Linked DNA regions of Homo sapiens: region 1 is linked to region 2. Evidence: chromatin contacts called from ENCODE Hi-C data. All regions are on one chromosome and are shown on one strand. The core of a region is the stretch at or near the end of the contact, and the rest is flanking DNA. Distances in the headings are between cores, read along the strand shown. Region 1 holds the start of HNRNPA3 (heterogeneous nuclear ribonucleoprotein A3). Region 2 holds the start of WIPF1 (WAS/WASL interacting protein family member 1).

Region 1 (7,074 bases), core at 2,473-4,972, 2.6 Mb after region 2:
GATCTCTTAAGATCAGGAATTCCAGACTAACCCAGCCAACATGGTGAAACCCTGTCTCCACTAAAAATACAAAAATTAGCCAGGCGTGGTGATGCACGCCTGTAGTCCTTACTACTTGAGAGGCTAAGGCAGGAGAATAGCTTGAACTCAGGAGGCAGGGGTTGCAGTGAGCAGAGATCACGCCACTGCACTCCAGCGTGGGCGACAGAGCAAGAGACTCTGTCTCAAAACAAAAACAAAAACAAAATTAGCCGGGCATGGTAGCATGGGCCTGTAATCCCAGCTACTTGGGTGGCTGAGGCATGAGAATTGTTTGAACCCAGGAGTGGTAGGTTGCAGTGAGCCGAGATCATGCCACTGCACTCTAGCCCGGGTGACAGAGTGAGACTCTGTCTCAAGAAAAAAAAAGTCTAGATCAGAAACTGCATAAAGCCACTTCAACCATAAAACCTAATATCAAAATGTATTCACAGGAACAAGTTCAAGTTGATCACTAAAAAACACGGAAAATTTTAATTTGAAAGTTTTATGCAAATTCAATATTTAATATCATTCCTAATACTTTGTATTTTATCAAAATCAGATGCTTAAAACATTACCACCACTTAGATGCCTCCAAATATCTTCTAGTTTACCCTACTATGCTGTACAAAAATGATTATTTTCTGTATGTCATGATATAAAGGAGAGGGCCTGATATAGATTATAAAGTTTGTCTGCCACCCATCTCACCCTAGGACCCTCATTCCCTCCTCCCATCCCATACACTCCCTTTCTCATATCAAAGAGTCAGGGCTGCAAGTGCAGACCATAGCCAAGGTTCAAGTCTGTGCCCTACAGGGTCAAGGACTGGAAAAGTGGTTTTTGTACCTGAGACATAACTGGACCTTAAGTTTATTTATTTATTTATTTTTTGAGATGGAGTCTCGCTCTGTCACCCAGGCTGGAGTGCAATGGCACGATCTCAGCTCACTGCAACCTCCGCTTCCCAGGTTCAAGCGATTCTCCAGCCTCAGCCTCCTGAGTAGCTGGGACTACAGGCACCCACCACCACACCCGACCAATTTTGTATTTTGAGTAGAGACAGGGTTTCACCATGTTGGCCAGGCTGGTCTCGAACTCTTGACCTCAGGTGATCCGCCCGCCTTGGCCGTCCAAAGTACTGGGATTACAGGCTTGAACCACTGCGCCCAGCCAGCAGCGTGATCTCGGCTCACTGCAAGCTCCGCCTCCCGGGTTCACGCCATTCTCCTGCTTCAGCCTTCCCAGCAGCTGGGACTACAGGCGCCCGCCATCACGCCCGGCTAATTTTTTTTTTTTTTTGTATTCTTAGTAGAGACGGGGTTTCACCATGTTAGCCAGGATGGTCTCGATCTCCTGACCTCGTGATCCGCCCGCCTCGGCCTCCCAAAGTGCTGGGATTACAGGCGTGAGCCACCGCGCCCGGCCTTTTTTTTTTTTTTTTTTTTTTTTGAGGCGGAATCTCGCTCTGTCACCCAGACTGGAGTGCAGTGGGGCAATTTCAGCTCACTGCAACCTCCGCCTCTTGAGTTCAAGTGATTCTCGTGCCACAGCCTCCCAAGCAGCTGGGATTACTGACGTGTGCCTCCATGCCCGGCTAATTTTTGTATTTTTTTTAAAAGTAGAGACAGGGTTTAACCGTGTTGGTCAAGCTGGTCTCAAACTCTCCACCTCAGGTGACCTGCCTACCTCGGCCTCCCAAAGGCCTGGGATTACAGGTGTGAGCCATGGCGCCCGGCCAGAGCTTGTTTAGACAAAAGCATAAAAAATAACTAATGTCTAAAAACAGCATACAGTCAGGATGAACAACAAATCTGGACCAATACAATAGGGAGGACAAAAAGATGTGAATAAATGGGCTGACATTTCATGTTCCTGGAGAGAACTTAGTATCCCATCCCACATTGTTTCGCGATTTAACATTAACATTTATACAAAAGTTACTAATTAGAACAAAAGTTATTGATTAGAATTAACTTATTAGAAAAACCTGGACAAACATACCCTAAAGTGCAGCCAGGTGATCACTCTTCTTGATCACCTATGTAATGTCTCATAGAGTACTCTGGTGTGAATAGCAATTTCCAAAGGTCTTTCACTTTGCATTTTTCTTTGTATCCAGAATCGATAAAGTTACCAGGACTATTTCACAGTAATTAGACTTACAAAATCTTAACACTAAATAGACGCTAAGGCTATACATTCTTCCAATGTCTCAAGTCTATTGCTGGCCATCAGGAGCACCTGGATACGTAGAACATAAGAAAGTTTGCGAAAAAGGAATCAAAGCAACAGGAGGAGTCTGGTTTGAACGGTTATTTCAACCAAATTACATTAAGGACTGCTAACTGTTTTCTGCCCCACAAAAATACCCTTTGTAAATGTTTCCAAACTATAACACAGGTCCTCCTGGAGCAACGGCTAGATAAATTAACAAACTTTTAGACTTTACGCTCCCCTTTTCCAAACTCCAAGTCGACCACTCCCCATTTGTTAACAGAAACTTACTATAACTGATTAGATTTCTAACCTTTCCTAGGGAGAGCCAGTTCAATTCTAAAAGGGTTGGTCACATGGGTTGCTAAATTAAAATATAAAGCATTTCCTAACAGGGAAGGGAGGCTGGTCAATTGTGGTTATTTTTATCAGTAACTTTAAATATGGATCCATAGATTATCAATTTATGGCTGTCGTGGGTGTTAGAAGATGACCTAATCCCATCCCCATTTTCATTTAAAAAACTGAAACTAAAGCTCTGTAAAATCAAATGATTTAAAATCATCTGACTAGGCCGAGAAAGGATTAGCTCTCTAGAGCATTACGGTAACAATCATTCGCAAACAGGTAGCATTATCTGGCGACCCTGCTTTTCTGGAAATCTTGTCAATTATTCAGTTCCTTAAATTCCGTCAGCTACAACAGATGCATCAGCTCTTTCCACACTAACTTGAAAGAAGCACATTAGAAAATAGTCCTGACTTGTTTCTTGAGATCAGTAACTAATGAACTGACCTCCACCAGTCCTGCCTCAGGTCGTTAATGGTAAAAATTCTGTATGTCAGCCGCGTTTTGAGGCCTGTCCAAGGTGCTTGTGAGTCCCACATGTTGGAGTCGCAGGGCTTTTCAGTACATGCCCTCAGGCAGGCGGCGCAGTCACAGACACTGGTCCCCGGCATTTGGAAACAGGAAAGATGGTCCGAGGGGCCGAGGAGTTTTTCTTGCAACCTTTAAATTACAAGCAAGAAAAACGTGGGTTTTATTTCGGGCACAGGAATAGAATGAATTCTGAAATGGAGAACTAGAGGCCTGCGTGGGGAATGAGGGACAAGCGCGAGAAGAAAGGGAAAGGCCTTTCTCTCTGGTGACGCGCGATCACAAGGCGTTCCCTCTACGTGGACGCTCACCATTGGCGGAGACCGCACTGACGTCCCGGAACTCGCCCTGACGCGAACGGCGGCAAAGGCCCTCTTCCCCTGAAAGCTGGCGAGGCGCGCGCGCTCCCGCGGCACGCCGCGCCTCCGCCCTCCGCCCGCCAACCCGCTGGTCCAGTCCCTCTTCGCGCCCGCTTGGCTCCGCCCCCTTCCCAATTCGCTCCTCCCCCAACAGACTGGCGGCGCGCGGAAAACGCGTCACGTGACGACTGGCCCCGCCTCTTCCTCTCGGTCCCATATTGAACTCGAGTTGGAAGAGGCGAGTCCGGTCTCAAAATGGAGGTAAAACCGCCGCCCGGTCGCCCCCAGCCCGACTCCGGCCGTCGCCGTCGCCGCCGGGGGGAGGAGGTATTAGGGGGAGAGCGGGGGGTTGGTGGGGAATGGCCGGCGTTGGGGGCCTGGTTCGGTGGGAGCGGGGAGGCCGGGTGGACCGGGTCGGCCGTCCCGCGCTCTTGCGTTGAGACAGGCTGTGGGAGGGGGAGGGGAGCGAGAGTTGGAGACCTCCTTGGGGCCCCTCGCCCGCCTCGCCTTCACCTTCGGCTGCACAGGCGGCCCCTTGGAGGCGCGGCTTGGTCGGGGAGGCCTCGGGAGGGAAGCCGGCCTGCCGGCTGCGCGGCCTCCGAAGCGAGGCCGAGGGCGGCATGGCGGGCCCCGGCGGGAGCGGTTGGGAGGAGGTGGTGGGGGAGGGGAGGGGACGAGCAGGCACATCCGGGCGAGCGAGCAAGCGGGCGGCGGCCACATTGACATTGATCCGCCGCCGCGTTACGAAATGGCGCATTGGCCCGCAATGGCCGCCGCCTCGCTCTGCCGCCGGGAAAGCGAGCCTGGGATTGGAGGGAAGAGGGCGGAGGCGGCCCGGCAGAAAAAGCCGCAAATGGCCTCGAAGCATGGGGAGGTAGTGCTTTCGCTGAAGTTCTGCCGACGCTTTTCTAGGCCTTTTACGGGTCCTCTCCGCGAGAAGTCGATAATTGGCCTTTTCTTTTTTTCGCAGCATCCTGTTGGAAATACGAGATTGTTAAAAACTTTGCTGCTTTAAAATACTTCCTGATATATTTTTGCTAAAGTACTTACATTACACTTCTTAAACCGCCATGTGGGCGAAGGACTTAATTTTTGAGAATTTGAGTGTAGATGTGAAAAACAACCCAGCCAGCTCCTTCCCGGCTCCGGCCGCTGAGGAGGGTGGGTGGAGAAGAATTTGAGTATAGTATGTTAAGGAAGAATTTAGAAATGTTTTTTATCTTCATGTTTTCCCATTCTTTGAGTCGGCTCTGGTTGTAGTTTCCTGGAATTTTATTTAGAGGACTGCAACCAGAGTTGAAATTTTCACGTTTTTGCAGTACATTTAATGTGGATCCTAAATATTTTTGTCGATTTCGTTATTGTCAATCGAATACATTTATCCAAGACTTGAAAAGATGAGATTACATGAATTAATGCTTTAGGCTATTAACGTTTTTTTCTAGCATGTGACAATCTCTTCACATTAAACGGTTTAACATCTCTACCTCTAGGAGACACAGGAAGACATTAGAATGTAAATGTGAGCCCCTTATTTAAGAACTTCGGGTGAAGGAAACCTTAATGCATGCATTAAATGACAGTTCATGCAATGTGTTAAAAAGTCTTGACTAAAGTATAAAACAATTTCAAGACATCTTAATTCTTAAAAATCTCAATTTTTGTTTTGCTGTACTCCGTTCTTATAGTCAGACAATACATACCATTCCTAATGTAAGTCCAACTTGCCAGTTAGTTGTGACTCTTAAAATTGAGTTGTAAATTGCAGATTTTTGCAGCATATAACAAACATGGGTTATAGAAAGCTATTTGATCGGCTTTTTTTTTTCCTCAGTTTTTTTGGGAAATGCTGGTTTGGCTTAGGAATGCCTGTTTTAAATTAATTTGCTTGAAAGCAGTGAGTTTCTGTAAGTTTGACATTCAGAACTTTTAGATTGTTCTTCATCACAGTTTTGAGTTTAAATGTATGGGCCGGGCGCTGTGGCTCACGCCTGTAATTCTAGCACTTTGGGAGGCCGAGGCGGGCGGATCACGAGGTCAGGAGATCGAGACCATTCTGGCTAACACGGTGAAACCCCGTCTCTACTAAAAATACAAAAAGTTAGCTGGGCGCGGTGGCGGGCGCCCGTAGTCCCAGCTACTCGGGAGGCTGAGGCAGGAAAATGGCGTGAACCCGGGAGGCGGAGGTTGCAGTGAGCCGAGATCGCGCCACTGCACTCTAGCCTGGGCGACAGAGCGAGACTCAGTCTCAAAAACAAAACAAACAAAAAAATTAAATGCATGTTGGGTTGTAGACTGAGAAGAGTTGAAATGGGATAGATGCAACACTGCTTCTCCAACAGTTTAGTGCCTTAGAAAATGACTTACTAGCAACTTCTAAAGTAAAGGTTCTCAGACAGTTGTAGCTTTTAAAAAATGAAGCGATTTTTTGATTCTGGAATTGTCTTGGATTTCAATTTAGTTGAAGTGATGCTGGCATTTGAAAGGCTGGTTATAGGTTTCCTTGACATAAGTTAGCCCCTTTAACAGTTGAAGTCTTATTTCTGGTCAAAGTTTTTGTTGTTTTGTTTTTTTGAGACGGAGTTTTCGCTCCTATGGCCCAGGCTGGAGTGTAATGACATGATCTTGGCTCACCGCAACCTCCGCCTCCTGGGTTTAAGCGATTTTCCTTTCTCGAGTAGCTGGGATTACAGACGCCCGCCACCACGCCCAGCTAATTTTTGTGTTTTTAGTAGAGATGGGGTTTCGCCGTGTTGGCCAGGCTGGTCTCGAACTCCTGACCTCAGGTAATCCATCTGCCTCGGCCTCCCAAAGTGTTGGGATTACAGGCATGAGACATCGCGCCGGTGTCTGGTCAAAGTTTTAACTGGACAAAGTGTTAACTGTCACAGGAATTTGATGTTGATTTTATTACTTACCGTACATTAAAGGCTCTTCGTGCATCTTAATTCATCTACTGTAAGGTAACTTAAGAGTATTGGTTCTTTCTCTCAGGGCCATGATCCAAAGGAACCAGAGCAGTTGAGAAAACTGTTTATTGGTGGTCTGAGCTTTGAAACTACAGATGATAGTTTACGAGAACATTTTGAGAAATGGGGCACACTCACAGATTGTGTGGTAAGTTACTAAGAGAACAGAAGGGTTCTAAGGGGTGTAGAGAACCGGTGGAGGTGTTTTCAACGTTATAAAACTTTTTATTTTGTAGGTAATGAGAGACCCCCAAACAAAACGTTCCAGGGGCTTTGGTTTTGTGACTTATTCTTGTGTTGAAGAGGTGGATGCAGCAATGTGTGCTCGACCACACAAGGTTGATGGGCGTGTAGTGGAACCAAAGAGAGCTGTTTCTAGAGAGGTATTTTAATAATACATTGTGTAATATGTGAAATTGTTGTGAAAGTTTGTTTCTTGACTTAATATATTACTTTATTTGTAGGATTCTGTAAAGCCTGGTGCCCATCTAACAGTGAAGAAAATTTTTGTTGGTGGTATTAAAGAAGATACAGAAGAATATAATTTGAGAGACTACTTTGAAAAGTATGGCAAGATTGAAACCATAGAAGTTATGGAAGACAGGCAGAGTGGAAAAAAGAGAGGATTTGCT
Region 2 (6,882 bases), core at 2,207-4,706:
CTAGGGAAATAAAGGTTGCTATGAAGTAAAATTATTTTTTAATCCACTATTGTGCACATTTAATTTTAAAATTAATACAAATTCACAGACATCGAAGACCCTTTTAATAGTGAGAAAATGAAGGTGAGCTGAATGACACGCCTACCTGTCATTATTTAACTGAAGGAAAGGGAAAGGAAACATTTTTATTTTATCCATATAATTAAAGAGTAGCAGGTTTTCTCCCATACTTCCCATCTCTTTAAGGGGTTCAAATCTCCAAGCTAAAATCTGCCTAAATCGCTATCACCACATTTAGTTCTACCAGAGGATTAAGATGTGCCACTGTTTCTCTCTCTCTCTTTCTCTCTCTCTCTCTCTCACACACACATACACACACAGCATATATGTCAGCACACTTGATATATACTGTATTCATTTTATCATTGAAAGTACAGCTTTATGATATAAGCAGAAGTGTCACCAAGTTTACCTCTGAAGAAGTGAAAAGACTTAAAAAGGAAAATATCTTACTTGAGATTGTTAGTTTTAAAGATATTTACTGTTGCTGTGACATTTAAAGCAAAACATTTGTAATCTCAGATTCCCAAGGCCGGAAAAGCACCTCAAGAAATCATACTGGCTGGGTGTCGTAGCTCATGACTATAATCCCAGCACTCTGGGAGGCCAGGGTGGGAAGATAGCTTGAGCCCAAGAGTTTGAGACCATCCTGGGCAAACATAGTGGGACCCTCATCTCTACAAAAAAAAAAAAAAAAAAAAAATATATATATATATATATATATATATATATAATTAACTGGGCATGGTGGCACACATCTGTAGTTCCAGCTACTTGGGAGGCTGAGGTGGGAGGACTGCTTGAGTCCAGGAGTTTGAGGGTGCAGTGAGCTGTGATCATGCCATTGCACTCCAGTGTGGATGACAGAGCAAAACCCTGTCTCAAAAAAAAAAAAAAAAAAAACAGAAAAGAAAAAGAAAAACAGAAATCATACAATTTATAATGTTGCTTCCAAGCTGCACTTGTGAAAAAAAGCTCTTACAATTCAGATAACTTCCTCCACATTTAGTTGTTAGGTGGCCTTGGGTAAATTACTTAGCTTATGTAAGTCCGGTTTTCAAAATAATAGCACCTACTTAGTAGGGTTATTCAAGAGTTAAATGAAGGAGTGCTTAATAAGTATTAGCCATTTTCAAAAAATAAAATAAGCAAAGGTGAAGAACGTAACACAAAATAAGTGGTCAGTAAATATCACAGTCTTTCCCCCTATTTAACCACGAGAAAGAGAAACCATGAGCTGATTTAAATCAGCCTATGTGTGTACACCCATGCAAACTTCCATATTACAAGTGAATGGTGAAGGGAGATGTGTATAAAGTGCATTTCAAATTTCTCAGAAAAGCATACTGATTAAGGCATTCCTTATTCTAGTATTTTTTTACAGTTTTAATTTTCAGGACAGACAGAGGTATTTATGGAAGTCCAGGAGAAATGCTTTCTTCAACAACAAGCACATGTTTAACAATTTGGACAAAATGAGTCAAACCTTAAAGCAGAAATATATCATAATTTAAACAGCCAGAAACTTCCAAAGTAAATGATGTGTGTTCATAAAATGTTAAGAAGGCTTCAAAAGGTCATAACACTTAAAGGGTCCAGGAATTCAGTATCACTTCATCTCATATTTTAGGTAGGCTGGGGAACTTCCAGCCTACAGGCCAGATTTAGAATTTGATCAGATCTGAAGTTGCTGCTCGATCCCAGGAACTAATTTTCACCACAGGGAGTTCTCTGAATATTTCAGTCCACCCAGAGTATGTGTAACCCTTAAAAGGTTAGATATTAGAGTAGCTGAAGCGCTATGAGCAAATAGCCCATGAATAAACTTTTCAAAGAGCAATAGAAAACCTGACTTAGTGAAAAATGACTTTCAGGTAAGTCATTTAATGACCTTAGACTGATAAAAGGAAGAGTTTTGACATGATGATATTCCAGTACAGAAGAACAAAGCTTGATAAAGTTAACACATAGCACTGTAGTCCAAGTGAATTGTAAGAGTATGATTTCCACACAGATCAACCTCAAAACCTTTTCCCAGTTTCTCATCTTCCTTTCTCACTGTCCTGTCCTATTCTTTCCCCAGTCTTTCATCTTTCTCTCTACCAAGCTGTCTTACTTTGCTTAGTTAGAATCTTTCAGTAGCCTTTTCATTTACCACCTCTCCATTCTCTACTACATATACTAGTTATGCCATTAAATTATTTAAAATAACTTGTATGCCTGTAATCCCAGCACTTTGGGAGGCCGAGGCGGGCAGATCACTTGAGGTCAGGAGTTTGAGACCAGCCTGACCAACATGATGAAACCCTGTCTCTACTAAAAATACAAAAACAAAAAAAACAAAAAACTTGTACTTAGTGACTAAAGTTATATGTGCCTTCTGAGTTTTTTAAAGCTTTATTTTATATTTCTTCACGGGGAGAAAGGAACATAAGTCAAATTGTTTCTTCCTACATATTCTAGAAAAAAGTTTTTTAATGTAAAAAGTTTCCTTAGTTCTGCTCTATAAGCCTCTGAGTAGATGGCTTGAAATTTTAAAAATCACAATATTTTATGCCAAAACATTAATCATATTAAACATAAAGTTATAACTAATGCTGTAGAATTTGATTTGCGATAGTAATTGTGCACACACTGTTATAACAGGAATAGACTTATTCTAAAAGACAAATCGTATTATAAAAGACTCTGCTTAGAAATGGTTTAGTTTGAGTTTTGAACTTAAATAGCACATTGGCAGCAACAGAACTGCAACAGCTTAGTTCCATGGTATTTTCGTTTGAAGCTTCCAATGGCTCCTTGTACTTTAAAGCACTTATTGTTGCTGGCCACACCAAAGATTCAAAGGCAGTTGTGTGGACAACTGTATCATACACCAAAAGGATATATTTACCGACATAAGCCCCCAATTTAAATGGGAAAATAAATTCCTGTGGATCCAAACTTGTCCAGTGGTCAAAAAAATTCTATTGAAAATCTTGCTTACATTTTGGCTCAAAGCATAAGTTATGAATCATTCACAATCACCATAGTGGTGAAACTAGCATTCTGGGCAACAGGAATAGCTCACATGGTGCTCTACAGAAAAATTAAACAACTTTATCTTGACATACTATGGTCCATTAAAAGCCATTTAGTTCTTCCCTGTAGCTGATAAATGAAATAAACTTAGTTTGAATATAATTTTTCTTACCGTTAAAGGGTACTGCAGGGAGCCATGGTCAGGGACACAGGCAGACAGAGGGCCAGCGGGACAGGAGCCAAGAGAGAAAACTGTCCCTGAAAAAGGTATCATCTTCTAACGCAAGTGTGGGGTCGTTTTTGGACAGCCATTTTGGACAAGCTCTGGCCTCTTGTTAAATGTGACATACTGAGTCAGAGGCAGACGTCCTTCTGTGGTTATTCGCTTCCTGTCTGATTAATTTGTTGTTTGTTGTTCCTTCCTCCTTTGCTGCAGAAAAAGAAACTAGATTGGTTTTGCTTAAGAAGCAAGCAAGAAAAAAAACCTAAATTAAAAAAAATTAAATGTTTCTCCTCCCCACAAGGTGTAATACACAGCTATTTGGTACAGTGACAAGAGGAGATGAGCACCTCCACTCAGTGAAGAGTCCAACTTTATTCTAGATATTCCCACAAAAATAACTGTTCATGGAACTTGAGATTCCTTTAGGAAAATTATATTTGAAAGTATCACTGTAAATACTGACTATTCCATTGAGTAATAGGGAAAAGAGTCACTCAAGAAAGAAAAGCTCTTACCTACCTTACCTTATCGCTTCATTAGGCTAAGGGCTTCTTCTCATTTACAGGGCATTCAAGTGTGTGGGGAGAAAGTTACAAATGCAGGTAAAGAGAGCAGGTCAGGTGTATGAAGGCAAATGAGGTTCTTTTTTTGGTTTTGTTTTATTTATTTCTTTTTTTTTAGAGAGACAGTCTTGCTGTCACTTAGGCTGGAGTGCAGTGGCGTAATCATAGCTCCCTGTGGCCCTGACCTCCTGGGTTCGAGCAATCCTCCAGCCTCAGCCTCCTGAGTAGCTGAGACTACAGGCATATGCCACTGCACCTGGCTAATTTATTTTATTTTTATATTTGGTAGAGATGGGATCTTGCTTTGTTGCCCAGCCTGGTCTTGCACTCCTAGCTTCAAAGTGATCCTTCCATCTTAGCTTCCCAGATTGCTGGGATTACAGGCTTGAGCTACCATACTTGGCAGCAAATGAGTTTTGAAACGTGATTTTGGTGCCCAAGTCAGGGTAATAATATACAGCTTAAGTCAGCTGCAGATCCATAGCTTTCTATGCCAAATGTTTCTGTCCCCCACACTTAATGGGATAACAGTAACTCTCCTAGAAGATGCTTGACAAAAGCATAGAGATAAAGAGGGTGGAAGGAAGAAAGTCAGATTTCTCATTATTAAAGAACTCAAGAGGTGGATGGCAATGGAATACATGTAGAAAACATTTTATCAAAACCTTGAGTTATGTATAGAACGATCTGAAAATGCTCATAATTTTTTCTTAACCCATCTTAAAGGTTCAGACTTACATATGCAACACATAGTATATAACTCTGAGAAAACAGTAACAGTCAAAGAATTTAAAAGAGAGGCATATTTCAGAAACTAGCTTCATTGTAAAATCTGAATGTTGGGTCCTGATTCTGCTAGGATCAGAGGCCAGAGGCATGAAAAGAACGTATGTTGTCTAACATTGCCTTACCTGTAAAGTGATGGAACTGGGCTAGATGAGTAATTTTCAACTCAGGTAGCTGTTGGGGGTGGTGAGCAGTGAGTGGGAATGGTGGGGGCAGGGGCCTGTAGCATTCAGTGGGTGGGGCCAGGAATGGGAAATTTCCTATGGTGCTTATGACAGTCCCACCCAAAATACCAGAAGTGCTCCTACTGGGGAGTACTGGGACAGATGATGTCTAAGGATCTTTTAAACTCAAAATTCCCTGAGATAGGAGTCTAATTGCATGAGCAGATTCATGATGCCAGGCCATGGGCACAGTTCCTGGAGTGGAGTACCCAAGAATAAGTGACTGAGAGTCCTCTGCTTTGCCTGGAGCCCCTTGAAGGCAGGGACCGCCTCTTGTCTAACTCTGGCCTGGTGTCCACCCGTGACTTAGGTCACAAATAAATACCTGCAGGCATGGGGCTGGACAGAGGTGGAGGCCTACAGCTATCAGCCACTTCCCGCGATACAAACCCTCAGGAAAACAGAAAACTTGATCAACTATTAAGTAAATGCCTGAGTGAATCTTTGGGGAAGTCTAATTATAGTTGGGTCTAAAAAGAGAACATGGGCGATATGACAATTTCTCTACGTATTTTCAGAATTATTTTGAAGTTCTCTAAGTAAGACACCCCAAACACACACACACACACTCTCTCTCTCTCTCTCTCTAGCTATCTCTCTCTCTCTCTCTCTCTCTCAGTACACATACCATTCATGGCTATTTCCATCCCTTAGGGGAGTGGTCCCTAACCTTTTTGGCACCAGGGACTGGTTTTGTGGAAGATAATTTTTCCACGGAGTGGGGGCAGGGGGTGGGGATGGTTTCAGGATGAAACTGCTCCAACTCAGATCATCAGGCATTAGATTCTCATAAGGAGCTCGCATGCACAGTTCACTTTAGGATTCTTGCTCCTCTGAGAATCTAATGCGCAGCTGATCTGATAGGAGGCAGAGCTCAGGAGGGAACACTTGCTCACCAGCTGCTCACTTCCTGCTGTGTGGCCTGGTTCCTAAGGGGCCATAGACTGGTTGGAGACCCCTACCTTAGGAAAAGCTCACTTAGAAGGGAGTATGTCACCTAGAAGGCTGCAGTCCCCAAGACATGCAAGGGAGTAGTTGTGTAGTTTGAGTCTATTCCTACAGTCAACTTTGGACACATTTATCAGGTGTCTACTATGCATGTTAGGACATAAATTAGATAATGTTCCTCCCCTGCTTAAAACCCTCCAATGACTTCTCATTTCACTTAAAAAGTCCAAACTCTTAGGTCCACAGGGACCCACGAGATCTGGCCCCTCCTTAACTCTCTGCCTTCATCTCAAGTAATATTCTGCCTTGCTAATTTACCTTCCAAATCTTTCTGTTCCTTAAATGCACCAAGCTCATTTGCATCTTCAGGCCTTTTACTTGCAAGCCTGGTACTCACGCCTGGTACACTCATCTTTTTGTTCCTTTTTATTCTTCAAATGTCAGCAAAAATGCTCTCCCTCATGACCCATTTCTGCTGTTTTCTTTTATGCATAGCATGCGTCACCGCTTGACACTGTCTTATTTATCTGTTTATTTACTTGTATGTTTCTCTCCACTAGAATTCAAGCTCTATGAGAGCAGGGACCTTGTCCATCTTGTTTCTGCTGTTGCTTCAGCATCTAATGCAGGTGTTTGACTGCTGTTGCTTCAGCATCTAATGCAGGTGTTTGAAAATAGTGTTTGTTGAATGGAAAAGAAAATCAATGTTTCTTACGAATTCTACTACAGCATAATGTTCCTTTTTTTTTTTTTTTTTTTTTTTTTTTTTTGAGACAGAGTCGTACTCTGTCACCCAGGCTGGAGTGCAGTGGCATGACCTTGGTTCATTGCAATCTTCACTTCCCAGGTTCAAGCGATTCTCATGTCTTGGCCTCCCTAGCTGGGACTACAGTCGTGCACCACCACGCCTGGCTAATTTTTTTTTTGTATTTTTAGTAGAGACGGGGTTTCGCCATGTTGGCCAGGCTGGTCTCCAACTCCTGGCCTCAAGTGATCTGTCCACCTCAGCCTCCCAAAGTGCTGGGATTATAGGTGTGAACCACCACGCTGCCCAGCA

The links. Hi-C counts contacts between places; a loop is a spot of excess contacts on that map. Pooled maps may share reads with other maps.
Region 1: a map of B cell shows a loop between it and region 2 (5-fold over the local background). The contact joins the promoter of HNRNPA3 here to the promoter of WIPF1 in region 2. A Hi-C loop is called at or near these places in 1 of 168 maps with a recorded cell type or tissue (B cell), 1 of 37 single-sample maps with no recorded cell type and 8 of 50 pooled maps.

The regions. Positions count from the first base shown.
Region 1 is chr2:177,209,072-177,216,145 of GRCh38, forward strand. It overlaps HNRNPA3 (heterogeneous nuclear ribonucleoprotein A3), which reads left to right and starts at 3,723. Exons shown (of 11, transcript NM_194247.4): 1 at 3,723-3,800; 2 at 6,468-6,590; 3 at 6,679-6,825; 4 at 6,907-7,074. The coding sequence starts at 3,729. MIR4444-1 (microRNA 4444-1) reads left to right here and starts at 3,655; the gene lies at 3,655-3,728. LOC105373759 (a long non-coding RNA gene) reads right to left here and starts at 3,340. Exons shown (of 1, transcript NR_157853.1): 1 at 2,324-3,340. RefSeq lists silencers at 3,361-4,150, 5,556-5,625 and an enhancer at 3,690-4,361.
Region 2 is chr2:174,594,348-174,601,229 of GRCh38, forward strand. WIPF1 (WAS/WASL interacting protein family member 1) reads right to left here and starts at 3,457. Exons shown (of 8, transcript NM_001375834.1): 1 at 3,254-3,457. RefSeq lists an enhancer at 3,480-3,659.